Linked DNA regions of Homo sapiens: region 1 is linked to region 2. A link is an interaction called in ENCODE POLR2A ChIA-PET data of the cell type or tissue named here. Cell type or tissue: PC-3. All regions are shown on one strand. Region 1 overlaps TESC-AS1 (TESC antisense RNA 1). Region 2 overlaps MED13L (mediator complex subunit 13L).

Region 1 (2,500 bases), 1.0 Mb before region 2:
CTCAGCCCACTGAGGATGTGTAGCCATTGGTATGAGTGCCAACAGCTATTTCTTATAAGGAGCAAGCCAAGGCCAGGTGCGGTGGCTCATGCCTTTAATCCACCCACTTTGAGTGGATCTTTTTGAGCTCAGGAGTTTTAAGACCAGCCTAGGCAACATGGCAAAACCCCCTCTCTACAAAAAAATACAAAAAGTAGCTGGGTGTGGTGGCCCGCACCTTGTGGTCCCAGCTACTCGGGAGGCTGAGGCTGGATAATCGCTTGAACCCAGGAAGTGGAGGTTGCAGTGAGCCGAGATCGTGCCACTGCCCTCCAGCCTGAGTGACAGAGTGAGACTGTCTCGAAAAAAAAAAAAAAGAGAAAAGAAAGCCAGCCAGCTATGTCTCTTGTCATGCCCTGTTGAATGCTGTTGAACACCATCCTCCCACTTCTGGACTCAAGGAGCTTTGTTTTTTCTGAGCGCTGGATAACAGAAACAGAGACATCACACTCCTCCAAGAGCCTCCAGATTATAGAGACTTTAAGGCATCCGTCTTGAGAGATCAGAGTCTTATAAGGGCTGGAGATACTGTGTGCTGGGGCTTACCTGAGACTGTTCCTGAAACCTTCAGCTTAGCTCATTCACATTTGACTCCAGTTGGGCCAGTGCTCTCTCGGCTTGTGTGGCTGGCTCAGCTTGGGGCCACAGGTCTCTACAATGGTGTGTCTGCCCTGCCTTCAGGACCCATATCCCAAAATGTGGAAAACACCATCGGCAGCTTCAGAACCAAATGTAACTCTCCTCTCAAGTGTGAAATAATCCCATTCAGGTGGTGAGTGACTTGGAATCGAGGTGGCCAAGGTGTCATGGAGTAGCCATTTAGACCATAGCAGCTTGGGGGAACAAGGAGCTCATCCAACCCCATTTGCTTGGGTCTGTCATTCCAATGAGGCTTCTGCTGTAGGGAAAGCCTTGCTGTTCTTTCCCACAGACCTCAGAGGCATGTCAGTTACCACCTCCCAAGGTCAGCATTCATACCCTGCTCCTGCCTGAGCTGGAGCCGCTGACATAATCAGCAGGCAAACCCTTCTGGAATGTTAGATGAAGTCACCTTTACCTTCCTGTGACAGGACACCCTTTGCCAAAAAGCACAAAACATTCCACTCTGTGTAAAGCTCATGCTGTTCTGACCCCTTCTTCTGTGCCAGCCGCATATACCTGGAATTCTCCACTTTACAACTGAGGAAACCAGGGCCCAGAGAAGTTGAGTAACTTGCCCAAGGCAGCACAGCTTAACATGGTGAAACCCCATCTCTACTAAAAATACAAAAATTAGCCAGGCGTGGTGGTGTGTACCTGTAATCCCAGCTACTCAGGAGGCTAAGGCAGGAGAATTGCTTGGACCCAGGAGGCAGAGGTTGCAGTGAGCTGAGATTGCACCCCTGCACTCAAGCCTGGGCAACAGAGTGAGACTCCGTCTCAAAAACAAAACAAAAGACAGCACAGCTACTGAATAACAAGGCCCAGATCACAACCCAGCTCAGCCTGACTCCAAAACCCAAGCTGCTTTTTACAACTCCCCTGGTTGAGTTTGCTTTAATCCTCATCTCCCTGGAAACAGCTAGAAGAAGGCAGTCCTCCCCTGTAGAGATGTCTATGGTTTTCAGTGATCTTGCTTATGACAGAGTTGCAGCAGGTAGAGTTTGGTTGAGTTGTGAAACTCAGAGGGGTAAGCTCAGGGCAAACTTTGTGCCATTGTGTCAGCATGGTTTATTCGTGTGAATACTATCATTTTGCCTTTGAAGGAATTAGAAGCTGACAGGCAAAAATCTTCAGAGGATCGCCTGTTGAATTCTTGGTTTCTCAAGATGGTGACTCATATATATACGTGTGTTTGTATTTATCAACAGCTAACATAGATGTGTGACACATAACATTTATATGTAACATATATCATGTATATATTATACACATGTATATGTATATGTATATACACGTGTAACAATAGAACGTATATGTTGTGTAACATACATGTTATGTACATGTAATGTGTAAAATATAGCATTATGTTATGCATAGCATGTATCTATAACATTATACATACATAAAATGTGCATGTAACATCACACATTACATATATAGTCACATTAAACATGTTACATGCCATGCATATGTCACATGTGTATGTCACATATTACATAAATGTGCATATAGCATTTATATTACGTATATGTCACATGTTCTACACACATTACATATTGCATGTCATACATGTATTATGTTCTGCATATACATTGCACATGTTCTGTGTAATATGTATATAACGCATGTATGTAACGTGTATATTGCAAATGTTCTGCATGTAACATCACATATATATGTTGTGCATGTACCATATAGCCTATGTTGTGCATATGACGTGTGTATGCATGATTCTGAAAGGCATAACATGCATATGACGTGCAGCATGTCATCTTGACACATTTCATGTCACTTCTGCAACATGACATGTTTGTGACAT
Region 2 (2,500 bases):
GGCAAATGATAAACCTTGGATTCAGAGCTATGCTATCTTTAGCCGTTAGTTACTGAAATCTAACTGGGAAACAATGTACTTGTTTCCTGTGCCTTCCTTTACTTGTGTTTCTGGAGTTTCGAGTGAAATTTGATTTTCAACAATTTTAACGGCTGAATAAGAAGTGCCATCCCTGAAAGTGCCCTTCCCCCACCTCCAATATTTGCAGTGGCCAATGCCGTTGCTGAACTCAATGTTCTGGATAATAGGTTTCATTAGTTTTGATGCCTGAGGTAAAAAAGCAGTAGGTGGGAGTAAGAAGTGTTTTTGATGTCTAGACGTTCATTTCAGCTGTTGCTGCAATATGATACATTAAAAGGAAATATGTATCATAGCTCAGAGGAAATATGTATTCTTTGAAAGTAATTCTACTTTTAAACTGTGTAAGGCTGGGTGACCTGAATTCTAAAAGCATGAGCTTGAATTTCTTCAAGGTTTCACAATCTTTATGCTCCTCCCTACCCTATTCCATTCTCCCTCCTCCCATTTTTTTTTCCCCTTCAAGTAAAGTATGTCAGTTTCATTTATGGAATTGGAAGGGATATCTTTCCAAGATCTCTGCTGGAAAACACAAAATCATTGAAGTATATGCTGCTTTGATATTTTGCCATATTGACTTTTTTTCTCCCTGAACCTTTTCTATGTTTTTTCTTTCAAATAAGCTTATTAATTCTGTAAGGAGTCATGTTTGGTGAAGTTGAAAGAAGTTATATTGCAATTGATGGGGATTTGAAAAATTATTTGGGCACTAAGCAGTAATTACTACTATTTAAAACTTTTCCTTTATAAACACTGTCTTTTCTGTTAAAAAACATTTATATACTACTTTTGCAGTTTAAATATTTGATTATGAGGATAACTGTATTAAAAAAGGTTGAATAACAGCAACGTAAACACATTCTGATTATAGCTTTTATAATTTAAGTGAGATAACTTTAGTGCCAAAATAGTTTTTCTTTGTAAATAGGCAGCTGTAGTAGTACTTAGTTTTAGTTTTTAATCTGGCTGTAATAGACAAAATAACAGCAGGAGAATGTTTTAATTTAGAAATTCCTTGTTTTGATTGACTGTTGTCACTCATTTATTTTACATGCATTTTAGATCTCTTGGTTCTTTTGAGACCAACAAAATTTTAGGAAAATTCTCCCATTATGCATAATTAGACTTATAAACATAGTCTATAGAGATAGTCTTTTTGCTACTTTATATTCTTAAGGTATTATAAGCATTTAAATAGAAACTGGAAAGATCAAAAGAATTAGAAAGGCTTTTTTTCCTGTTTTTTATTTTTTTTTCTTTTGGAATGGAGACAGCATGCCGTGGAGAGATTGTAGGTTTCATAAAGATAGGACTTTCTTATAGACTTTTTGGTAGTCGTTTTTCTTCTCAGTCTACCTTGAAAGGGAGAATGCATTTCATTTGTAGAAACGTAGGCTAACTACTCTGTCCCTCTTTATGTATTTTCCCCTGAAGAAAATCTTACTCTGTGTGTGTGTGTGTGTGTGTGTGTGTGTGTGTGTGTGTGTGTGAGAGAGAGAGAGAGAGAGAGAGAGAGAGAGAGAGAGAAAGAGAGATTATTTAAAGAAGCCAAAATGTGGTTTTGTCTGACTTAGCCTTTGAAAAAGTTAACATGTAACTAGAACACATTAATTTTAGGTCCAAATTTTGGAACCAAAGGAAAATTTAACTTCAGTGTTAACATTGCCTTTCTACCCAGTGCTAAGAATAAAAGAATGGTTAAAGAAGGGTTGAGTGAGTGGATTTGCTTAACACTAAGTGTTGTGTAGGGGAAAGAGCATGGGTGTCAGAGTCAGAACATTTGGATATGAATCCCATCTGTACCACTAATCCTCTTTAAGTAGATGTGAGGAAATTTTAGATTGGTGCTAATTTCAATGACATTTTGAAATATACATAATCAAGTCAACTCTATGCATGTTTATGAATATCCGAGAAGTTCTAGCCACAGCAGCTATGAAAATAAATTGCTTCCCCTTGAGGAATTCAGTTAATGGAATGATTAATATATTTATTATTTGTAACAGTAGGTGTAAAAGCATTTGATCCCTGTATGCTGCTGACTGTAGCTCAGTTTGACTACAAATTCTTAAGACTTCTTAGTTATGTGACTTTGGACAAGTTTCATATATATATATATATATATATATTTTTTTTTTTTTTTTTTTTTTTTTTTTTTAAAGATATGGGGTCTTTCTCTCTTGCCTAGGCTGGAGTACAGTGGCATGCCATCATAGCTTACTGCAGCCTCAAACTCTTTGACTCAAGTGAGCCTTCTGCCTCAGCCTCCCAGGAAGCTAGGACTGCAGGCCCGTGCCACCAAATTCAGCTAAGTTTTTAAAGTTTTTTTAAGAGCTGGAGCCTTGCAATCCTACCACTTGATCTTCCAAAGTGATAGGATTACAGGTGTAAGGCACTGTGCCTTCTTAAGATTAAGTGTTAG

What was found. Peaks named below come from ENCODE experiments on the same cell type or tissue, not always from the same donor. Only the 100,000 strongest peaks of a DNase experiment are listed, where the experiment ranks them.
Region 1: POLR2A ChIA-PET joins it to region 2 with 33 read pairs; 2 of 35 experiments call an interaction of 5 or more read pairs at or near these places.

The regions. Positions count from the first base shown.
Region 1 is chr12:117,128,924-117,131,423 of GRCh38, reverse strand. All of the region lies in intron 2 of TESC-AS1 (TESC antisense RNA 1), which reads right to left. Among named protein-coding and RNA genes, the nearest start is that of TESC-AS1, 31 kb to the right of the region's middle. In PC-3, no CTCF peak of the experiment used is centred here; a DNase peak (open chromatin) is centred at 1,073; H3K27ac peaks cover 995 bases.
Region 2 is chr12:116,119,546-116,122,045 of GRCh38, reverse strand. The region is part of intron 2 of MED13L (mediator complex subunit 13L); the gene reads left to right. Among named protein-coding and RNA genes, the nearest start is that of MIR620, 28 kb to the left of the region's middle. In PC-3, no CTCF peak of the experiment used is centred here; no DNase peak of the experiment used is centred here.